2 separate regions of the Homo sapiens genome follow, and region 1 is linked to region 2. The links are chromatin loops, found by intact Hi-C in ENCODE. Cell type or tissue: heart right ventricle. All regions are shown on one strand. Each heading gives the region's core, and the rest is flanking DNA. Links, peaks and the distances in the headings are about the cores only.

Region 1 (12,857 bases), core at 2,061-10,060, 49 kb after region 2:
TTGCTTGCACACACACACTCATATGCACACACAATGGTATGGACTTGTCTCACTTTAAATTTATAACCGCAAGCATGGAGTGTATGCTCAGGACTTCTTGGCAAGGCTATTACATTTCCTAGCCAATTCACATAACTGTTCAGTGAGAAAATTTCTTCACTCCCTATTTTAAGCTAATATTATTATTTTACCGAAAATATAGTACAACTTAAAAGTGAATTCCTTCACCTACATCACCAAATGAACCAATCCACTGGAATCTATAGGCCCGACCATTCTTTCCCTTTCCTCACAGTGAATACATAGCCAGTGTTTATATCTAAGATCACGTCCTCTGTTTTACACTGAACCTCATTCTAACTTAGCAAATCAGTGTATTCCCTTTGGTAGTTATTTGTTCTCTCATGCCATGGCATATTTAAATAATTTATTAGATTAGTTCTATCACTATTTAACTTGATGCATAGTAATCAAATTTAAAATTATGCAAATTCCTTATTTACTTGTCCCTGTGTATTAAAGAAAACTTTTAAAGTTATCTGTATATACATGTAGACACATACATATATGCACATACATACATATATAAATATATTCACCATTATTGACTATTATCTTATTCTTGCTATACCTCTGCAATTAAACATTCATCAAGGTCAAACCACTGAAACCATTCTTTTCAATCTCACCATTTTTAAATTCCTAAAGTAAACTTGGTACCTTTCAACAATATTTGACAAAGGTGATAGGTGCCTCTCTCATTAACCAGTTTCTTCACTTGTTTTCTGGGTCATAAGAGTCTTCTCGTTTTTCATACAATTTACTAACTATTCCTTCTCCTGTCATTCTCTTCAGTCTCTAAGTATTAGAATTTCTGTCTAATCAGTAAACATTAGGATTATTCACTACATGCTTAGAAATTATTTTCTCCCTATGACTCACTATGTTCGTAGTGAGTTTCCATGGCTTTAAGTAACATCTATTGATTAATTACTCCTGAATGTATATAGCCAGTCCCCAATTGGCCCTAAGCTTTACTTTTGTATCCAGCTTTCCACCTAACATTTGTACTTGGATGCCAATCAAACAAGCATCTTTCACATGTCCAAGGCAAAGCATCAATTTCAGCAATTCCATATGCCTGCCAGTCTTCTTTGTACCAGCAAATCACTCCAAAAATAACCCACCTAACCAAAGGGGAAATAAACAAAAACAAAAACTTCAGTGTCATCCTCATGGTCTTTATTTCCATATCACATGTTGAACCTACTTTTAAAATTCATTTCATGTTAAGAAGATCTTCAAAGGCCAGGTGCAGTGGCTCACACCTGTAATCCCAGCATTTTGGGAGGCCGAGGCAGGTGGATCACGAGGTCAGGAGTTCAAGACCAGCCTGGCCAGCATGGTGAAACCCCATCTCTACTAAAAAAATTACAAAAATTAGCCAGGCATGGTGGTTCGTCCCTAGTAGTCCCAGCTACTAGGGAGACTGAGGCAGGAGAATCGCTTGAACCTGGGAGGTGGAGGTTGCAGTGAACTGAGATCCTGCCATTGCACTCCGGCCTTGGCGACAGAGTGAGACTCTGTCTCATAAACAAAAGAAGATCTTGACTAGCTCTGATGCCACCACTAGCCACTTTTTTGTTTGGACTACTTATGCAGGTTTCTATTAGTCTCCCTAACACCACGCTTTCTTCTCCAAACAGCATCAACAGGCATCTTTTAGAAATATAAATAAGATCTTGTTATTTTTCTTCTGCCATCACCCCAACAGTGAGTTCCCATTAAACCCAAATAAAATCCAAAGCCCAAGGTATCATGTGATCTTGTCCATGCTTACCTTTGTAACCTCATTTTCTGCTTGTTCAACTTTTTTTCAACCACGCTCATTCTATTAGACAACTAAGAGGTCTATTTTACACTGCTCCTTAAAGATTACTAAGAGGTTTATGCCTTAACTGTTCAACTCTCAACTATAATAATGAATAAAGGCACTCAGCCTTTGATTGACTTTTCTTTCTTCTGTCTCTCACTCTTCCACTTTTCCTGTCCTCTTGCTCTTGCTCCAGATGCATACAAATTCTTTTATCATCTTTTTTTTTCTTTCCAGGTAACCCAAACGAAGACAATTAGTGACAGCAGTGGCCCTTATTGTTTTGGTGAATAATGTTGCTCCAAACTCCAATAAGCTTCCCATTGCCAGTGGTAAGTGAAGCAGTAATTCTTGTCATGTAGTAGCATTATAGTTAAGATATTTACAGGAGATAAATTAGAATTTGGTACAAAGAGAACATGAAGCGTTGGTTTGCATAGTAACAACACACATTATCAATATAAGAGCAATAGTAATATTAAGGACTGTGCAATTCATTGTCCTTAGTTTACAGTTTTAGAAGCCAAAAAAAAAAAAAAAGAAAAGAAAATTACAGGCTTAAATTATCAACTGAAGGCATACTGTAAAGTCATCCTGGCAGAACAGAGCAGATATTGATGAAAATAAGACTCAGTATTTAAATATAAAGATGTCAGAGTTACAATGGACACTGAATGTTTAACTCCCATGTGTCTCCTGTGCCAGAGAAGAGCCCGAATTTGTCGGAAAGAAAGACCTAAGGACCCAGGATGTGCGCAATTATCTGGAAAACCCTGAGAATATTGAATTTCCACAGTCATATTCAATAGCTAGTTTGGAAGAAATAGCTCCTTTCCCATATTAAATGTTGTTCTTACATAGAGCTCTGGTAAAGGCCTCATCTGGTTCAGGTGTCTTGCAGGATGATGCTTAGATTATTCAATTTCTGACCCTATCTCCTCTCATAGTTTCCTAGTCTCTAAGTAGGGACAAGTGAAACAGAGCAAAGGCAAGATAATATAGTAATTTATCTAGGAGAAAAAAGACAAGCACATCCAAATAACTAAAAGATATGACTGATAAGTATTGAAAAATATTAGGGAGCATATGTTGGAATGTATCTGGAAGTGAAGATTTGGACCAGGACTACAAAATAGATGGCTTATTATTGACGCAGGGGCATGCCACTGTGACTCAATGTTTAATGTCCTGGCAAGGACACCTGTAGACAATGCTTAGAATTGCTCTTTAAATTTTAAAAACAATGATTATCTATGGTGGATGAAATAGAATATTCAGAACAATTTCAGAAGATGCAGGTAGATGAGGAAAATGGAAGAAATCCAATATGTGAGATTAGAAACCCTACCAGTGAAGCATGTTACATGGGAAATATCAGAGGATATAGTAATCCCCCTTTATTCATGTAGGTTCAAAGATTTCCAGTGGATGCCTGAAACCATGGATAGTACTGAACCCTATGTATACTATGGCTTTTTTGATCTGATAAGTAAGATGGATACTTCATCACTAATGAGTGGGTAGTGTCTACAGCATGGACACACTGGACAAAGGCATGATTCACATCCCCGGTGGGACAGAGTGAAATACCATGAGATTTCATCATGCTACTCAAAATGGTGCACCATTTAAAACTTCTGAATTATTTCTGGAATTTTCTATTTAATATTCTCAGACTGTGATTGATCACAAGTAACTACAACTGTGAAAAGTGAAACTTCAGATAAGCAAAGATTATTGTATTTCTTTCAATAACAGTAAAAAATAAACTGCTAAGATATACGCTGACATCTCTGAGAAGCCCAGGTGTGCCTCCTTCTCTAGGCCAGAGCTGACATTAGAAGACACTGCCATGGAACTGAGCTCCCTAGGACCACTGGGCTTGGATTCTGTAATTGAAGAGGCCAGAAGATCAACACTTATCATCAGAAATAGTTTCAAAGTAACTGTCATAATGAGCATCAAGATTAGAAAGTCAACCAGGTGCCTTTACCCACAAGGACCTGCAAGAATGACTAATAGATCAGAATATTGCTTAATGTTAAGACAGATGGGAGCTAATTAAGGTGTTAATTGATTTCCCTAACCAGAAAAAAAATTGAAAGCTGCTGAGCAAATGTCTAACTTAGCTGCCATATTAAAAATTGAGATCTATACCCCCTTTTCAGACCAAAGCTAGAAAATTCTACCACTGAGAAAAGGACTTAATTGTATCCATATGATATTGAGATTGCTCCTACACAATGGTGGAAGCATGGAGTACATCAAGGTATTGCCTAGGGTGTTCCTGGATGTTTCATGCCCAATGATAACTGTAAATGAACAATTGTAAAACTAAATCTTAACAAGAATAAGGCAACTAAAGACTCCTACTCTTTAGTTAAATGAGTTAGAACCACCCCCCCTCCACTCCCATTTTGCCAGAAATCTATACATTTTGAAGAATTGGATAAAAATGAGAAAATTCTGAAGTGGAAAAATATTAAGTACGGTCTTAAAAACCACTTACTTAAGCTCATTACAATTAACTTTGTTTATTAAATATTTCCTAGAGAATGAGGCATGCCACAATCTTGAAGGCTGTAGAATGTATTGGAATTTAAACACAGAAGGACTGAAGGTGATTAGTGCAAAGGGTGAAGTGTATTGGACGCTGGGTAGGAGGAACTTTTTACATGCTATCCAATCTTCCAGCTCACCTTTATGCTCTTGCCATCACCTCAAAGAACAGCTGCAACCAGACACAAACAGAGCGTCTGCCTAGGATTTACCACATGTCTGTTGCTATCTGCCCAAGGGACTTCTCTTCTACTTTCATGTAAAAAAATCTTAGCTATTCTGTGTATTTACAAACCCAAAAATGTGAGTGTTAACCCTAGTGAATCTTGACCAATAATCTATATGTACTGATAGATTAAATTGCATCTTCTTTGTTCCTTTAGTGGCAGATTCTGAAATCAATTTTACATGATCCCTCAGAGTCCCCACTAGGATTAAGTCTCATTTTCCTACAGAAGGGTTCAGCTTGCTGACAGCTTAGATTAGCATTTCCTACTTGCCTATTTCACTCTTTTCTGCCTCCCACTCTTGACAAATGGCTCATTTTCAAAAATAATCTTACTGCATGTACTTCTTTATCTCAGGTTTTGATTTTGAGTGAATCCAGTTTAAGACGCTGGCATTCTTTTTCATTCCTCAAACACATACAACAAACTAATTTCCACCTAAGTTGATGAACTCTTTTTTCATTTTTTCCCAATATTCTGTTGCCCACAAGAAACACTGTTTACTTCTTTAATTTATTCAGAACTTTAGCAGAACATCTACTTTCTAGCTAGCCCTTCCTTGGATTGGATAACACTTCGTACTCCCTCATTGCTCTTTAACACGACTTCATTTGCATGTTTATTATGTAACTTAGTCACTTAATTTTAAATACCATGAAGTTATAACTTTTCCTAGAAGAGTACTTAGCAGTTTTTAGCACTCAAGAATCTTATCATCAGCAAATGACTAACAGTTGTCTATTTTTGACCAAGAATTACGAAGTCCCAAGTATCTCATTCTATGGTAGAACAAAATATCTTGCCTAAAATTAGAACATGGTAACATGTAAGATTGAATTGTCAAATATGACTCACATGAATTATGGATCTTATGATTGAAACCAATGTCGACTTTATTAATGTTATAAGAAACAAACGGGTGAGGCATTTCCCTTGGAGAAATCTGAGGCCCTCCTGTGCACCTGTCCTTTGAAGCTCCTTGCTCAATAGCATTAGAATGCTTCTCAATCTCAGATTTAGTATGTGGATGGGTATTGAGTAAGGTATAATGGTGCATTGCTTCATAGCGTAAGCCACTTGGTTAAATAAAATTTTTATTTTATACCTCATTAAATAATGAACACATGTGACTGACCCATTTCTCTAACAAGCCAGTAATCCCAACCCCATAGATCACAAAACTTTAAGAGTAATTGCAATAAGCAAACTAGAAAGACCAAATCTGTTCAGCACCCAAACATCTTATAGATAAGAACTCTCCACTTCATGCCATAAACTCCATTTGTGTGTTTATAAGGTCTGCTTTCTGACATTTTTACTACAAGATTTGTTTGAGGTTGTTCATTTTTTACAGGCATCACTGCAAGTGAGAGGAAATGAGTTACAGGTCTTGCTAAGTTTTTATGTCCCAGAACTCATAATATTACAAAGTATAAGAGACAACAACTCAAAAAAGGAATAATGATAGAGAAAATGCAAGCATTGGCAATTTTAATGCTATGTCATGGACACTTTTTTCAGTATTTTCATTTTCAGGTGAGCTTGTCTGATATTTGGCATCCCTCCACAAGTAGTAAGTGAGCTGACTTATTGATGTATCCACTTTCTCAGTTCTATCAGTCAGAACAGGTGTGGCAAACTGGCTAAAATATTTTCGTATTTATACAGAATTACTAGAAAATTAAATGATATAAGAAGTTACCGTTTTTCTTTGTCATAATTTTTCCCATGAACACCTCACAAGAGGAGATATTAAAGGAGATATTAAAACAAAAACAAAAATAACCCTTGCTCCACTGATAATTGGAAACCATTGTCTCTGTTGTCACTTGTCTGAGGAGCCATGCTCTTGTCAGTGCCTCTAGGTAGTGAAGTCTGTGACTCAGTTCTGCTTCATCACACTTTGTGTTCGTAGATTTTATTATTTTCCTTTGGATACAGAAAGGTAACATATGCTGACTTTCAGCATATTTTTAATAAATCTTCCTCTTTCTAAATGAATTATTTTCTAGAAATTATGCAAAAATGTCTCTTTTGCTGAAACTTAATCCTTTTCTTTCTAACTTTACTTGATGCTTTCTGCTGTTCCTCCAAGAAAGTTAGTTTCCCTATGATTATTCTTCCCTTGTAACAAATACCAAAACTACGTATAAAATATAAGCCACAGGTGTTCACTATAAAAATATTTTCAAAGGGAGCAAAAGTTATCATTAATAACAAAAAAGTAAATAGAGAGGACTATAAAATAATTCTTCAAATAAAATACAACAAACATAGAATACATTCTATACATAGAATATACATTCTATACATAGAATATACATTCTATACATAGAATACATTTCCCTATAGGTATACAAATATAACCACAATTTTATTTGAATTTCATGTGTCCCTTCTGTTAACGTATCCTTCTGTTAAAGAAGGGAAAACTTAAAACTCCCTTATCACTAAAGCCTTTTTTTGTCTCCGTATATTTTGAATAATTCATTGTTAAGCAAAAAAAAAAAAAAAAAAAAAGTAAGAGAGAATAAATAAGAAGAAGTAGTACAGGAGAATAACAGACTAATTTAAATCAGTTTGAAATTAGATTTAGTGATTTAGTGTTTACTTTCTTTACTATACTGAGGTCACTTTTTGTCAATGTCATCATAGATTTTCAGAGTTATTTTTTCTACAGGTTACTCTTATGTAAATCCTTTATAAGATACATTGCATTCAGTATTACAGCATACATTGAAATAATTTTTGAAAGTCTAAATCATTTTATCCCCTTCAGGGAATACAAATATATCTCAATTTGTGTCCCCCCCAAAAAAACAGACTGCAAAGTTAAGGCTTATGGTTCAATTAATTTATGTCGTCGTGATCCCAAGATGCACTAAGATAGGGGGAAATGAGACTAGAAAGGAAGAAAACAAACTTTAAGGAGTAAGTTACTGCCATGGGCAAATTAGACTCAGTGTTGCTGGAATATTGATCCACCAACTTCTCTTTCATTTTTTTAAAGTTTTACTTTATTTTTATTTGACCAATAATAATTCTACACATTTATGGGTTACAATGTGGTTTTGATAAGTGTATGCATTTTGCAATGATCAAATCAGGGTAATTAGCGTATTCTTCATCACCTCAAACATTTATTATTCCTTTGTGGTAAAAACATTAAAAATCTTCTCTGCCAGGCATCTTGAAAGACATAATAGAATATTAACTATAGCCACTCTACTGTGCAATAGAATCTCAGACCTTATTTCTATCTAACTGTAAGGTTGAACAAATTGATCAACTTCTCCTCTTTCTCCTCTCACCCTTCCCCAACAGCCAGTGATAACCACCATTCTATTCCTTGCTTCTATAAGTTCAACTTTTTAAGATTTCACGTATGAGTGAGATCATACAGTATTCGTCTTTCTATGTCTGGCTTATTTCACTTAACATGTTTTCTAGATTTGTCTGTGTTGCTGCAAATGACTGAATTTCCTGTTCTTTTAAAAATAGTCGAATACATATACATACACACGCACATCACACTTAAAAATTTTTTTCATTCATTCATTCACCCTTAGGTTGTTTCTATATCTTGGTTATTGTGAATAATGCTTAAATAAACATGGGAGTGCAAATATATTTTTTGGGAAACATTTCAATTTGGGGGATATATACCCAGTAGTATTATTGTTGGATTATATGGTAATTCTACTTCTAGATCTTTTTCAGAATTTTCCAAACTATTTTACACAGTTGCTTTATTAATTTAAAATAATAACAGGTTACAAAGGTTTCATTTTCTCCACATCCTTGACAACCTTGGTTATCTTTCATCTTTTTAATGATAGCCAGTCTAACAGGTATGAGGTCATATCTTATGGTTTTAATTTGCATTGCTTTGATGATTAGAAATGTTGAACAGTTTTTCATGTATCTGTAGGTCATTTGTATGCCTTCTTTTGAGAAATGCCTATTTGTATCCTTTGCCCATTTTAAGTAGGGTTATTTATTTCCTTTGTTGTACAGCTTTTCTTTGTACATTTTGTATATTAGCCCTTCTTTGATGTATGATTTGCAAATATATTCTCCCATTCTCTAGGTTGTTTCTTGACTCTACTGATTGTTTCCTTTGTTATACAGAAGATTTTTAGTTTGATATAATCCCATTTGTCTCTTTTTACTTTTGTTATCTGTGCTTTTGAGGATATATCCAAAAAGCCTTTGTCCAAATATATGTCATGAATATTTTCCTCTATGTTTCTTCTAGAAGTCTATTGTTCCGTGTCTTAAATTTCAGTATTTAATCCATTTTGAGTTGATTTTTGTGTATGACCAGAGATAAGGGTCTAATTTCTTCTGTATATGAATATCTAGTTTTTCCAATACCATTTATTTAAGATATTGTCCTTTCTCCATTGCCCGTTCTTGACATCTATGTTGAAAATCAGTTCACTTTACATGCCTAAATTTATATGTGGGCTCTCTATTCTGTTCAATGGGACTATGAGCCTGGAGTCTGTTTTTATGCCAGTACCATGTTTGGCTACTTTAACTTTGTAGTATATTTTGATATCAAGTAGTGCAATATGTTCATCTTTGTTCTTTTAACTCTAGATTGCTTTGGCTATTTGGGATAATTTGCATTTCCAAACATATTTTTAGGCATTTTTTTATTTCCATGGATAATGTCATTGGAATTTTAATAGAGATGTCATTGAGTCTATAAATTATTTTGGGTACCATAGACATTTGAAAAATATTAATTCTTCTAATCCATGAATGCAGAACATCTTTCTATATAATTGTTTCCTTTTCCATTTCTTTCATAAATGTTTTATAATTTTCAGTGAATAAATTTTTCACCTCCTTGGATAAATTTATTATTAAGTATTTATTTGCAGCTATTCGAAATGAGATTGTTTTCTTGATTTCATTTTTAGACAATTAACAGTCAGTATACAGATATGCTACTGATATGTGTATGTGGATTATGTATCATATGACTTTACTGAATTTGTTTACCAGTTCTAACAGTTTTTAGTGGAGTCTTCAAAGTTTTCTCTATATGAGATCATGTCATTTGCAAACAGAGACAATTAACTTCTCTCTCTCCAATTTGAATGCCATTTATTTCTTTCTCTTTTCTAGTTGCTCTAGTTAGGACTTATAGTACAATGTTGAATAGAAGTGGTGAAGTGGGATACTTGTCTTGCTACAGATCTTAGAAGAAAGGCTTTCAACTTTACTTTGTTTGGTAGAATATTAGCTGTGGGCTTGTTATATAGAGCCTTTATTGTGTTGAGATACCTTCTCTCTATACCTAATTCATTGAGGGTTTTTATCTTAAAGAAATGCTGATTTTTACAAAATCACTTTTTCTGCATTTATTGAAATAATATAATGTTTTTGTTATTGATTCTGTTTGGTTGATTGATTTGCATATTTTGAATAAAGTGGGATGAAGCCAACTTGATTATAGTCAATAATCTTTTTACTGTGTTAAGTTGGTTTACCAGTATTGGTTGAGGATCCAGGAATATTGGCCTGGATTTGTGTGTGTGTGTGTGTGTGTGTGTGTGTGTGTGTGTGTGTGCCCTTGTCTGCTTTTAATATTAGAGTAATACTGGCCTCAAATACTAAGTTTGAAAGTATTCCCTCCTATATAATTTTTGGAAAAGTTTGAGTAGAATTGATATTAATTAATCTTTAAATATTCAGTAGAATTCATCAGTGAAGATTTGAAGTTTGGGATTTTTTTGATGGGTGACTTTTCACTACAAATTCAATCTTGCTACTCATTATTGATAGATTCAGATTTAATATTTCTTCATGATTTGATATTGGTAGGTTGTATGTTTCCAGGAACTTATCCATTTCTTCTAGATTATTTAATTTATTGGCATATAAATGTTCAAATTTTCTCTTATTAGCTTTTGTATTTATGTAACAACAGATAAAACGTCTCCTTTTTCAGATAGAAATTCTAGAGATAAATGATACAATGACTGAACTAAAAAAGCCAACAGAAACCTTCAGCAGCAGACTTGGTCAAGTAGAAGAAAGAATGAGTGGGCCAGAAGACAAAATGTTTGAAATTATCCATTCAGATGAGCAAAAAAAAATTTTAAAAAGGAAAAGGATAACTTACATAATGAGAGTTCCACAATTAGAAGAAAGGTAAAAAGAGGTACAAAGTATGTTTAAAGAAATAATGGCTAAAATGTTTCCTCATCTGAGGATAAATGCGAACACTCAGTTGTAAGAAGCAAAGAGTTTCCAATCAAATTCAGCACTAAGTGGAGTATATTAATGTATCTAATAGTCAAACTACCAACAATCAAAGACAAAGAAAAAATCTGAAAAGCAGCAAGATATAAGATACACCACATAGAAGGAAATGCCAATATGTCTATCACAGATTTCTCAGGAGAAAGCTTACAGGCCAGGAGAAAGTGAAATAATATATTTCAAAGTGCTGAAACTAAAACACCACCAACTAAGAACACTTTATTCAGCAAATCTGTCCTTCACACATGAAGAAGTGAGAACAGTTTTCCCAAAAACAGCTGGGAGAATTCATCATGACCAAACATGTCTTACAAAAAAAAGTGCCTAGAAAGTTATTTAAATTGAAAGAAAAGAATGCTAGTGAGTAACACAAAAACATTTGAAAGTATAATACTGGCTGGTAAAAGTAGGTCAAATTCAGATTAATTTAAAACTGTAATGATGTGTTAATCACTTATATATTTAGTGCAAAGTTTCAAAGACAAAACTATTAAGTATAATATAATGACAGTAACTTTTGAAGGGATAGGCAGCAAAAAAATGTAAATTGTGACACCATAAATTCAAAAGTTTGGGAGGGGTCTGGACTGGGGTTAAAATCTAATGGCTTTTATTTTTTGCAATCAAAATTAAGCTATTATCCACTTAAAATTACATGTTATAAGATTTTTTTTAAGATGGCGGTAACCACAAAGCAAAAACTTGTAATAGATACACTGAAAACAAAAGGCAATAAATCAAAACAAACCACTGAAGAAAGCCACTTAATTCCAAAGGAAGAGAGTAAGGGAAGAAGAAAGAAAGAAAAAGAAGAAAGAATCCACAAAACCACAAGAAAACAACAAAATGACAGTTGTAATTTATCCAGAGAGAAAATCTACAAAGAAACATTGAATGCATACTGCACTCTAGATTAAATGGACTTAACAAACATTTACAGAACATTTCATCCAATAGCAGCAGAATACACGTTTCTCTGAAGTGCACATGGAACAATTTCTTAAGGAAAAGTCAAATTACAGGTCACAAAGCAAGTCTTAATAAATTTAAGAAGGTTGAAGTCATGTCAAGTGTATTTTCTGACCACAATGATATAAAACTAGAAAACAAAAACACTATTTTGTAAAATTTTGAAATACATAGAAATTAAACTACAAGCTCTTGGACCAATGTGTCAATGAAATAATTAAAAATGAAATTTAAAAATTTATTGAGACAAATTGGAATAGAAACACAACATACCAAAACCTATAGGGTACAGCAAGGGCCATTCTGAGAGGGAATTTCATATCAACAAATGCCTACATCAATTAAAGAGAAAAATCTCAAATAAACAACCAAATATCACATCTAAAGGAATTAGAAAAACAAGAGCAAACTAAAACCAAAATTAATAGAAGAAAAGAAATGATAAAGATCAGAGCAGAAATAAACAACGTAGAGAAAAAATAAGCAATACAAAATCTAAGAAGAATTAATTTTTTGGAAAAGATAAACAAAATCAACAAACCTGTAGCCTAAGAATAAAAGATAGAAGGTTCAAAGAAATAAAATCAGATATAAAAAGAAGGAATTACAGCCGCTTTCATTTTTGAAGATGACTTCTGAAATTCTATTAAACTTCTGTACTTCTCAGAACCAGAGATGCTTTCAGGAAGAAGGACGAGGTAGTTGTAACAGGAAGCTCTTGGCATAAATGGGAGCTCATTACATAACCGCAGGTGAACCCTAGGATATGCTAATGGGGCATGGATAAGACATTTACAAAGCTTGATGCCAGTGAGTCAAGTTGTAAACCTGAATAGTTTCCAAAATGAGCACCATAACTCCAATTTTTTGTTGTAATAAATATTTTAAAATCCCTGGTAGAAACTAGGCATTCCGTGGTAAATTTTATAATTTCCTTTCAAAGAACATTT
Region 2 (12,857 bases), core at 3,109-11,108:
ACACAAATAGATTTTATGGATGAAGAATGGTATATTATTTGAAAATAGTAATAGCATTAACTGGCATTGTAATTGTGTCCTGTTGTAAATATATAGACCTAATAGCAAAGTATGCTCCAAGGAATTAAAGTGTAACATTATTGACCAGAAATATTTTCTACATTTTTTTCCAAATATGAGAGGCAGTCTCATTAAAACATGTTACAAAATGATAATCTAAAATAGGCTTATTCTTTTGTTGTCCAACATGGCTACCAAACTATGCAATTCAGAAGCTATAATTTTCAAACAAGTGAAAATACTCACCGATGAAATTTTGTCACAGCATTTAGTAATTTTTATTTTTAGTAAATGTTTTATTTAATGTTTATTTTTGTAGTATTTTTTCTTTGTATTTGAGGTTATATGTACCTGTACCTCATGAGGTATATACTCAACTTTCAAAATATTGTCAAGTAAACTCTTTAAAATAATGACCTATGGGAAATACAGTTATTTATCATAGGATATTTTGTTACAAGTTATATACTCCAGGTTTTTTGTATCATACATGACAGAAATTGATTCCTACAAAAGTTGAGCAATTTGTTTAGGTCAGATAATTAAATGTTAAGCTGGATCTAAGGTCACGTTCATCTTATTTTTATGTATTACTTTGTTTTACAGCAACGACTACAACAATAAAATAGTGATAAAACAACAGCAGCATAAAACAGCAACAGCAAAAAAATAAGTCCAGATCTAGCAATTAGTGAGTGTGTAGCATGAGTCAGTCCATTTTTTGAATATTCATATTAGCTCATATAAACCACTATTAAATATTATTATAATTCTAATATTAATGACAAAAATGTGATTCAAAGTGCTTCATTTTACATGTATATTTATTTTTGTTTCTTATATAAAGGTTAGAAATATTTTTAAAAAGACAAATCAGTAAATCATTTAGAGATAACACTGTATTATATGTCATAAGCAAAACAAGGTTTAAACTAAACTGAAGGCAGAAGAATTATCCCTTCATAAATAAATATAAGAAATAGTATAAAATAAAAATGTAAAATTATAAAACCATCTTATAACTAGTCTTGGCATAACTAGCTCTATACCACAGGCAAGTTACATGAGAGATTATTGGTTTTCTTCCATTTAAACATTTCTGAATCTATCAATCAGACTTATTTCTGTAATATAATTACATATCCCTGTATCTGAGAAAAATGTCTTTGAATAAAAATTTTTATTAGTAAAATAGAAATGTGTTTGGTGTAGTGTTAAAACCAATAAAATAAATGTTTGATTAGGCATGTTTTTCTAATATCTCTCTTAAATTTCATATCATACAAATAGAATTTAATGTACTACAATTGATTATTAAATGTTTTCTAAGAGTGGATGAGTGAAACACTCTTGTGAGTATACTCAGAATCAGGACAAGTCTGTTTTTGTAGTTTTCAGTATGACATTTAAAGAAGAATTCCTTCTGTCAAAAGAACTTGCAGAAATTGTTTCAACAAAATATGCCTATATGGATTTAGGACTCCTCTTCTCTTCCATTAATCTAATTCATTTCATTGTACAAAGTTCTCTTACAAATGTGTCTGTGCACTGTGGAAATGTCAGTGAATGTAATAGAGGAAACTCTTGGCAGATTGATCATGGCATGTAATTTTTAAATTACCCACATCGTTCTGCTGGGCAGGATCACAGATGAAACTTATTTGAAATCACTGTTTCTTAGATGATTTGGAAAACCCTAAAAGGTCATAAGTCTCCCAATTGTGACTGAAAGTTAAAATATAAGTTAAAATGTTACAAAAAAAAATCATTTCTTGTTTTTTGATGTTTAGTACCTTTGGCTTCTGTTGAGATATCTTTAAGTGTTAAAGCCCAGTTGACTTAATTTTTAAATTAATAACGTGCTATAAAATAGAAATGAGCATGGATAAATTAATATGTTTAATCAAAACTTTAAGTGCCTGGTCAAAAATGTTTACTTACTAAAGACAGAGTTCTACACACACAAAAATGAAGAGACAGCATCAGTGCTCTATGAGATGTTAACTGAAGACAATGGGTAAAAGCATGTGAATGGTATATAAAATACATGAGGACAACAAAAATATCTGTAACAATTTATATGTGCTGTAAGATTAGAGACATATAGGCTGATGAAATAACTCGAGATTATATGTGTGTGTATACACATACACACATATGTAAATACGCTCCTCAACTAACATGGAATTATATCCCAATAAACGCATCACAAATTGAAAATATTAAGTCAAAAATGCATTTAAAATGCCTAATCCCCATCAGCATAACAATGATATTCTTCACAGAAAAAAAAAAATCCTGGAATGTATATGGAATCTTAAAAGGCTCCGAATAGCTAACACAATTCTGACCAAAAAGAACAAACTTGGAGGCATCACATACTATCTAACTTCAAATTACACTACAAAGCTATAGTAATCCAAATAACATAATAGTTGCATAAAAACAGACACAGTGACCAATGGAACAAAGTAGAGAGCCCAGAAATAAATCCATGCATTACAGTCAACACATTTTCAACAAAGGCACTAAGAACACATCTTGGGGAAAGAAGAGTCTCTTCAATAAGTGGTCCTAGGAAAACTGGATAATTATGTCCAGAAGAATGAAACAAGACCCCTATCTCTCTCCGTATATAAAAATTAAATCAAAATAGATTAAAGATTTAAATGTAAAATCTGAAGCTGTGAAACTATTAGAAGAAAACACAGGAGAAATGCTTTAGGACATTGATTAGGGGAAGATTTATTGAGCGTAACCTCAAAAGTGCAGGCAAGCAAAGCAAAAATTGACAATATTACATCAAGCTAAAAAGCTTCTGCACAGCAAAGCAAACAAGAAGGTGAAGAGACAACATACAGAATGGAAGAAATTGTTTGCAAACTATTTTTCTCACAAGAGGCTAATACTCAGAGTACATGACAAACTCAAACAACTCAATAGCAAAAATACAGATAGTCCAATTTAAAAATGAGCAAAAGATCTAAATAGACATTTTAAAAGTTTACACACAAATGGCCAACAGATATCTGAAAATTGTCCAATATCATTAATCATCAGAAAAATGCAAATCAAAACTACAGTGACATATCGTATCACTCCATTTAAAATGGCTACCATCAAAAAGGCAAATAATAATAAATGCTGGTGAGAGTGTGGAGAAGGGGGAACACTTGTATGCTGTTAGTGAAAATGAAAATTAGTATAGTCACTATGAAAAACATAGAGGTTTCTCAAAAGAACTAAAAAGAGAACTACTGTATGGTCCAGCAAGCTCACTGCTGGGTATGCATCAAACAGAAATAAAATTTGTATAACAAGGTGATATCTGCATTCCCATATTTATTATAGCACTGTTCAAAATAGCCAAGATATGGTAACAACCTAAGTGTCCACCAGTAGATGAATGGATAAAGAATACGTGGCATATACATACAATCAAATATTATTCAGCCATAAAAGGATAAAAGTCTATCATCTGAAGCAACATAGATGATATTGAAAGATATTATGTAAAGTTAAATAAGCCAAGTATGGATCTCATGTTCTCGCTCATATGTGAGAACTAAAAAAAAAAAAAAAAATCTCATGGAGGTAGTGGATAGAATGGTCATTACCAGAGGCCAGAATGGGTAGTGTGGGGAAGAAAATGGAGAGGAGCTGGTTAATTGGTTAAAAATACAGTTAGATAGAAGGAATAAGATATAAAGTTTGATAGCACAATAAGGCCACCATAGTACACAATAATTTACTATATATTTCAAAATAGCAAGAAGAGATGATTTGGAGGTTCCGAACAAAAAGAAATAATAAATGTTTGAAGTTAATGATATCCTAATTACTCAGATTTGATCATTACACATTGTAAGCTTGTATAAACCGTTCACGTGTACTCCAAAAATGTATACATCTGTTGTGTATCCATAATTTTTTTCTAATAAAGATTGAGGTGGGGAGAACAGAACCAAGTTGGAAAACACACTTCAAGATATCATCCAGGAGGACTTCCCCAACCTGTCAAGACAGGCCAGCATTCAAATTCAGGAAATCCAGAGAACCCCCAATAAGATCCTCCACCAGAAGATCAACCCCAATACACATAACTGTCAGATTCTCCAAGGTTGAAATGAAGGAAAATATGTTAAGGGCAGCCAGAGAGAAAAGCCAGGTCACCTATAAGGGGAAGCCCATCAGACTTACAGCAGACCTCTCAGAGGAAACCCTACAAGCCAGAAGAAATTAGGGTCCAATATTCAATATTCATAAATAAAATAATTTCCAACCTAGAATTTCATATCTGGCCAAACTGAGCTTCATAAGAGAAGGAGAAATAAGATCTTTTTCAGACAAGCAAATTTTGAAAGAATTTGTCACCACCAGGCCTGTCTTGCAAGAGTTCCTGAAGGAAGCACTAAATATGGAAAGGAAAATAACATTATCAGCCACTGCAAAAACACAATGAAGTACACAGACCAATAGCGCTATGAAGCAAGTATGTGAACAAGTTTGCAAAATAACCAGCTAGCATCCTGATGACAGAATCAAATTAACACATAACAATATTAACCTTTTAATGTAAAGGAGCTAAATGCCCCAATTAAAAGGTGCAGATGGCAAGCTGGATAAAAAGTCAAGATCCATCAGTGTGCTGTATTCAAGAGACCTATCTCAAATGCAAAGACACATATAGACTCAAAATAAAGGGATGGGGGAAAATTTACCAAACAAATGGAAAACAGAAAAAAGATAGGAGTTGCAATCCTAGTTTCTGACAAAACAGGCTTTAAACCAACAAAGATCAAAAAAGACAAAGATGAGCATTACATAATGGTAATGAGGTCAATTAAACCAGGAGAGCTATCCTAAACATATATGCACCCAATACAGGAGCACCCAGATTCATGAAACAAGTTCATAGAGACCTACGAAGAGTCTTAGACTCCACACAATAGTAGTGGGAGACTTTAACACACCACACTGTCAATATTAGACAGATCATCAAGACAGAAAGTTAACAAATACATTCAGGACTTAAACTCAGCCCTGGATCAAGTGGACCTGATATATACCTACAGAATTCTCCACCACAAAACAACATAATATACATTCTTCTCAGCAGAACATGGCATTTACTCTGAAATTGATCATATAATTGGAAGTAAATTTCTCAGCAAATGCAAAAGAACTGAAATCATAACACACAGTCTCTAAGACACAATACAATCAAATTAGAACTCAAAAGCTCACTGAAAACCACACAACTACATGGAAATTAAACAACCTGCTCCTGGATGACTCAGGTCAATAATGAAATTAAGGCAGAAATCAAGAAAATGCCACACAACATACCAGAATCTCTGGGACGCAGCTAAAGCAGTGTTAAGGGGAAATTTATAGCACTAAATGCCCACATCAAAAAAAGATAGAAAGATCTCAAGTCAACATCCTAACATCGAAACTGAAGGAACTTGAGAACCAAGAGCAAACAAACTCCAAACCTAGCAGAAGACAAGAAGTAACCAGGCTCAGAGCAGAACTAGAGGAGATAGAGACACAAAAAGCCCTTCAAAAATTAATAAATCCAGGAGCTTTTTTCTTTTGAAAAAATTAATAAAATAGATAGACTGCTAGCTAGACTAATAAAGAAGAAAAGAGAGAAGAATCAAATAGACACAATGAAAAATAATAAAGGGGACATCATCACTGACCCCAAAGAAATATAAAAAACCATCAGAGAATACTGTAAACACCTGTATGCAAATAAATGAGAAAATCTGGAAGAAATGGATAAATTCCTGGACACATATACCCTCCCAAGACTGAACCAGGTAGAAGTTGAATCCCTGAATAGACCAATAACAAGTTCTGAAATTGATACAGTAATAAATAGCCTACCAACCAAAGAAAGCCCAGGACCAGATGGATTTACAGCTGAATTCTACCAGAGATATGAAGTGGAGCTGATACCCTTTCTTCTGAAACTATTCAAAACAATTAGAAAGGAGGACCTCCTTCCTAACTCATTTCATGAGGCCAACATCATCCTGATACAAAAGCCTGGCAGAAATATAACAAACAAAGAAAATTTCAGGCCAATATCCCTGATGAACATCAATGCAAAAATCCTCAATAAAATATTGGCAAACCAAATCCAGCAGCACATCAAAAAGCTTATCCACCACAATCAAGTTGGCTTCATCCCTGGGATGCAAGGCTGGTTCAATATATGCAAGTCAATAAATGTAATCCATCACATAAACAGAACCAATGACAAAAACCACAGAATTTTCTCAATAGATGCAGAAAAGGCCTTCAATAAAATTCAACATCCCTTCATGTTAAAAACTCTCAATAAACTAGGTATTGAAGGAACATACCTCAAAATAATAAGAGCCATATATGACAAACCCACAGCCAATATCATACTGAATGGGCAAAAACTGGAAGTATTCCCCTTGAAAACTCACACAAGACAAGAATGCCCTCTCTCACCACTCCTATTCAACATCATATTGGAAGTTCTAGCCAGGGCAATAAGGCAAGAGAAAGAAAGAAAGAGTATTCAAATAGGAAGAGAGGAAGTCAAATTGTCTTTGTTTGCAGATGATACGATCTTGTATCTAGAAAACCCCATCATCCCAGCACAAAGGCTTCTGAAGTTGATAAGCAACTTCAGCAAAGTCTCAGGATACAAAATCAATGTGCAAAAGTCACAAGCAATCCTATACAGCAACAACAGAGAAGCAGAGATCCAAATCATGAATTAACATTCATGTAGACTGCCATTCACAACGTCTACAAAGAGAATAAAATACCTAGGAATACAACTAACAAGGGAAGTAAAAGATCTCTTTAAGTAGACCTACAAACCACTGCTCAAGGAAATCAGAGAGGACACAAACAAATGGAAAAACATTCCATGTTCACAGATATGAATAATCAATATTGTGAAAATGGCTATACTGCCCAAAGTAATTTACAGATTCAATTATAGTCTCCTTAAATTGCATTGACATTCTACACAGAAATAGAAGAAACGATTTTAAAATCATTATGGAACAAAAAAGAGTTAATATAGCCAAGATAATCCTAAGCAAAAAGAACAAACTGGGAGACATCACACTACCTGACTTCAAACTATACTACAAAGCTACAGTAAACAAAAGAACATGGTACTTGTACAAAAACAGACACATAGACCAATGGAACAGAATAGAGAATTTAGAAATAAGACCAAACATCTACAACCATCTGAACAAACAAGTGCATCAAAAAGTGGGCAAATGACATGAACAGACACTTCTTGAAAGAAGACATTCATTCAGCCAACAAACATACGAAAAAAAGCCAATCATCACTGATTATTAGAGAAACACAATTCAAAACCGCAATGAGATACCATCTCACGCCAGTCAGAATGGCAATTTTTAAAAAGTCAAGAAACAACAGATGCTGGTGACGTTGCATAAAATAGGAATGCTTTTACACTTTTGGTGGGAATGTAAATTAGTTTAATTATTGTGGAAGATGGTGTGGTGATTCCTCAAAGATGTAGAACCAGAAATACAATTTGACCCAGCAATCCCATTACTGAGTGTATACCCAAAGGAATGTAAATCATTCTATTACAGAGATACATGCACACGTGTTCACTGCAGCAATACTCACAATAGCAAAGACAGAATAAGCCCAAACATCCATTAATGATAGACTTGATGAAGAAAATGTGGTACATATACACTATGGAATACTATGCAGCCATAAAAAATGAGATCATGTCCCTTGCAGGGACATGGATGAAGCTGGAAGCCATTATCCTCAGCAAACTAATGCAGGAACAGAAAACCAAACAACACATGTTCTCACTTATAAGTGGAAGCAGTTATGCTCTGCTTTCATTGGAAATATAGTAGATACTCTTATACTTGTCCATTTTTATGTATTTATTGTGTATATTGTTAATTTAAAATTTTTCAGTAAACTGCCTGTACTCAGTTGGTGCCCTTTTAGAGGTGAATTTCCCTAGATTTATTACATCTTCATTTTTCTTTTTGGCTTATTACTGAACTAAAAAATAAAGCCAACAACTACTGAAAACTCAGAGAGAATTTTAGCTGCCAAATTTATTTTTAAGTTTGGGATCTCAGACAGGATTAAGAGCATCTGGTCTGAGTCATGGTGGTTAGAGCAATTGAAACCAAATAACACAACCCAAGAGCATTACCAGAAAATATATCTAAAACTTGTTCTGTTGTTCTTAGAAATTGTTCATGCTCAATCTCAAAGAAGATTTATATTTATTCATACATAACTACATCTATTTATCTGTGCTAAAGATTCCATTTCTTTGGTCTAGATTTCTGATAGCAAAGTTAGATATATGAACACAAAGTCAGAACTTTGAAATGCTATAGTTATAAGAAACTTCAAACTTTTTTTTTTTTACTTCAATAGCTTTAGAGGTACAACTGGTTTTTGCTTAAATGGATTAATTGTATAGTGATAAAGTCTGGACTTTCAGAGTACCCATCATCTGAATGGTGTACATTGTATAAAATAAGTAATTTTTCATCCCTCCCCTCCCTCCCACACACTCCCTGAGAAATTTTATTTTATCTTTTATTATTCTTAGACAAAGTCTAGCTCTGTTGCCCAGACTGGAGTACAGTGGTGTGATTACAGCTCACTGAAGCCTCAACCTCCCAGGTTCAAGTGATCTTCCCACCTCAGCATCCCAAATAGGTGAGACTACGGGCATGTACCACCACACCTGGCCAATTTTTGTACTTTTTTGTGGAGACAAGGTTTTGCCATGTTGCCCAGGCTTGTCTCAAACTCCTTGGCTCAAGAATCTGCCTGCCTCAGCCTCCCACAATGCTGGTATTACATGTATGCCCCTGAGAAACTATAGATTTTTATATTTATTATGAAGCCAATCCTGTGATCATTGTCATTTTTTTTCAGAGGGACAAAGTTATGGTTACTGTGGCAAAAAGTTCTTTACTCCCATTCTAGGATCCATTCCTCTAAGCTATACACCATCTTTTCTAAATAATAAGAGCACTTCTAATGTGCTGTACAACATTCTGAAGGCTTTGAGGTATTAATTTGTTTACTTCTTGACAACACTGTGAAGTAGCTACTGATCACCCCATTTATTCAATGAAAAACCTGTGGGACTGGATGTTACATGAATTTTTGAAGATCACTCAGGGAGTGACAATCTGGACCTGGAACCATGTACTTAGTCAAGAGGCTAGGTTGACTCTCTTAGTAATGTTTGTAACAGAAACCTAGATTTTTGTATAGAAAATAATACTTCCTCAAATATACTGGCAGAATGAATGAGTGACAAGCTTTCTCTCTCTTTAAAAACACAATGTTTTATTGTAAGCATTATAGAACCAGGAAAGCACAAGACAGAACCACTAATGTCAATATCTAGGGAGAGTGGATATAGAAACAGACAATGGCTAGGCACCATATTTAAAAATAGAACTAACTCTGGTCCACAATCTGGGCAGGAATCTGCCCAAGGGACCAACCCATTGTCTACAGAAAGCAACCCAGGAAGATGGTCTGCTATCTATAAATCAGAACTGTAGTCTTACTGTTATCTCTAGTTACTGGTCCAGAAAGCTAAACCATAACTTCTGTACCCAAAATGGCCAGGACTTGACAATTTTCTAAATTTTTGTCCCCATTTTCAATGTATGACCAAAGCAACTTGAGAGATAGGGAAAGGCAACTATGTACCCCTAATCAATCACAAATAATGTCTGGCTTCTAATTACCCCACTCACAGCTCTTTCATGCTAATAGTCTCCAATCAGGGAAGGCCTTCATGTTTCCACTATGAAGCTTTGCCATTCCTCTGCTTGATGTTGAGTCTTTACCAAAATGCAAGTGGCTGTGGCTGACTCACTTTGTACGGCAAGATTCAAATACATAGTCTTTACTTATTGTCATTTGGTTGGTCTTTGTTTATTTCCACAGTCCTATGGTACTTTTAACCTGACTTGACCTTACTTACTTTGGATAATATTGATCCAGATTATGCTACCATTCATGGTATTCTTAATATACTAGTTTGTTTTCTGTTGCTATGACAGAATACCAAAGACTGAGTAATTTATTTAATGAAGAAGAAGTTTATTCAGCTCATGGTTCTAGAGACTGGAAGTTAAAGAGATGGCAATGATATCAGGCAAGGTTATCTTACGGGAGAAGAGTAGAAGGCAGAAGTGAGCATGTGAGATGGAAAGAAAAAAAATCAGATGGAACACATTTTTATAACTAACCCAATCTCACAATAACTGACCTACTCTAGTGATAATTAATGCGTTCATGGCATAAATCATTAATCACCTCATAAAGGCCCTACCTCCCAATACTGTTGCATTGACAATTAATTTCAACAAGAATTTTGGTGATGACATTCAAACTATTGCACTTACTCTATGTGACAACACAGGCCAGAAATGTGTTTGTTAAGATAGTCTCTGGTGTGTGTAGTTGCGTATTTTATAAAAATGAAAAAAAACAGAATTGAGGGTGAGGGAGTATCACTACTGTGTACGCAATTAAAAATGTGATGAGGCCTGGAGTGGTGGCTCTTATCTGTAATCCTGGCATTTTGGGAGGCCGAGGGGGACAGATTGCTTGAGTCCAGGAGTTCAAAACCAGCCTGGGCAACATGGCAAAACCCTGTGTCTATTAAAATACAAAAAATTAGGTGGGCATGTGCTTGTGGTCCCAGCTACTTGGGAGAGTGAGCTGGGAGAATCACCTTGAGTCTAGGAAGTTGAGGCTGCAGTGAGCCATGATTACACCATTGCACTCCAGCCTAGGCCACAGAGTGAGACCCTGTCTCAAAAAAAAAAATGTGATGAAATAATAGTACATCACAATAGTTGTTCACTACTGTTTTCACTGGTACCTAATTTTTATGTGTAGTGCTTTCAAATTTTATTCTCAAATTCACTTTTCACTTTCTGATGTAACTCTTGTTATTAACAAAACATGAGACTGGAAATTTTTTAATTCAAAGGGTTAGCTTTTTCTCTGTATCTGAATTGGATCCATCACTTTGCTTTTCTTTGTACGGATTATTTGAGACAAAAATGTTTGTTATTCTCTCTGTTTTTCCCAGTACTCCTTAAATTATAAGAATATAGCCAGGATGTTGTACTTTCTTGATTCTGATAATGTTTATAGAGCAGAAAAAAAAGGTAGCTTGAAGTCAATGGCTCTAAATGATTTAAAGAAAAAAAATACACGAAATTGAAGATACGTTCATTGGTATCTCGAAAAAGGGGATATAAAAGAATACCTTTATGAGGAGTTACTGTGGGAGAATAGATTCTCATGGTCTTAGGAGTTGATATAATTCAAAATTCTCATGAGTTGAGGAAACTATCTCCCCTGGAAATGTATACTATGGAAGTAATTGGATAATGGGAGTGAAGACAGACTGATTATCTGGAAATACGTGGTGTACAAATGGCTACGTAGAGAGTCTGCAGTAGAGAGTCTGCATTGAAGAAAATAAAGATTTGTGATCTTTTAATATAGAGGATCTTGCTATATTGCCCAGGCTGGTCTTGAACTCTTGGCCTCAGTGATGCTCCCACCTTGGCCTAACAAAGTGCTGGATTACAGCCATAAGCCACCATGCCCAGCCTGAGATCGACAGTCTTGTACAGCAATTATTTACTCAGTTATCAATAACCGATTGAAAGTATTGTTGAGACAGCAGAAAATCTGATTTTCTATGGTATACAACAGTGAAAAGTAACCCAAATATATCTTTATTGTATTTTTATTTTTTAAACTTCTCCCTGTTTTATGTTGTTAAGTTGTCTTAAAAGGGAATTCTAGTCAAATCTTTTTTTTTTTTTATACTTTAAGTTTTAGGGTACATGTGCACAATGTGCAGGTTAGTTACATATGTATACATGTGCCATGCTGGTGTGCTGCACCCACTAACTCGTCATCTAGCATTAGGTATATCTCCCAATGCTATCCCTCTCCCCGCCCGCCACCCCGCAACAGTCCCCAGAGTGTGATGTTCCCCTTCCTGTGTCCATGTGATCTCATTGTTCAATTCCCACCTATGAGTGAGAATATGCAGTGTTTGGTTTTTTGTTCTTGTGATAGTTTACTGAGAATGATGATTTCCAATTTCATCCATGTCCCTACAAAGGACATGAACTCATCATTTTTTATGGCTGCATAGTATTCCATGGTGTATACGTGCCACATTTTCTTAATTCAGTCTATCATTGTTGGACATTTGGGTTGGTTCCAAGTCTTTGCTATTGTGAATAGTGCCGCAATAAACATACATGTGCATGTGTCTTTATAGCAGCATGATTTATAGTCCTTTGGGTATATACCCAGTAATGGGATGGCTGGGTCAAATGGTATTTCTAGTTCTAGATCCCTGAGGAATTGCCACACTGACTTCCACAATGGTTGAACTAGTTTACAGTCCCACCAACAGTGTAAAAGTGTTCCTATTTCTCCACATCCTCTCCAGCACCTGTTGTTTCCTGACTTTTTAATGATCACCATTCTAACTGGTGTGAGATGATATCTCATTGTGGTTTTGATTTGCATTTCTCTGATGGCCAGTGATGGTGAGCATTTTTTCATGTGTTTTTTGGCTGCATAAATGTCTTCTTTTGAGAAGTGTCTGTTCATGTCCTTTGCCCATTTTTTGATGGGGTTGTTTGTTTTTTTCTTGTAAATTTGTTTGAGTTCATTGTAGATTCTGGATATTAGCCCTTTGTCAG

Evidence for each region. Hi-C counts contacts between places; a loop is a spot of excess contacts. Peaks named below come from ENCODE experiments on the same cell type or tissue, not always from the same donor. Only the 100,000 strongest peaks of a DNase experiment are listed, where the experiment ranks them.
Region 1: it touches region 2 in a loop (7-fold over the local background); 2 of 110 quality-filtered maps call a loop at or near these places.

What each region holds. Positions count from the first base shown.
Region 1 is chr21:22,636,702-22,649,558 of GRCh38, reverse strand. No RefSeq gene overlaps it. Among named protein-coding and RNA genes, the nearest start is that of MIR6130, 440 kb to the left of the region's middle. In heart right ventricle, for the core only: no CTCF peak of the experiment used is centred there; no DNase peak of the experiment used is centred there.
Region 2 is chr21:22,687,219-22,700,075 of GRCh38, reverse strand. No RefSeq gene overlaps it. Among named protein-coding and RNA genes, the nearest start is that of MIR6130, 390 kb to the left of the region's middle. In heart right ventricle, for the core only: no CTCF peak of the experiment used is centred there; no DNase peak of the experiment used is centred there; H3K27ac peaks cover 824 bases.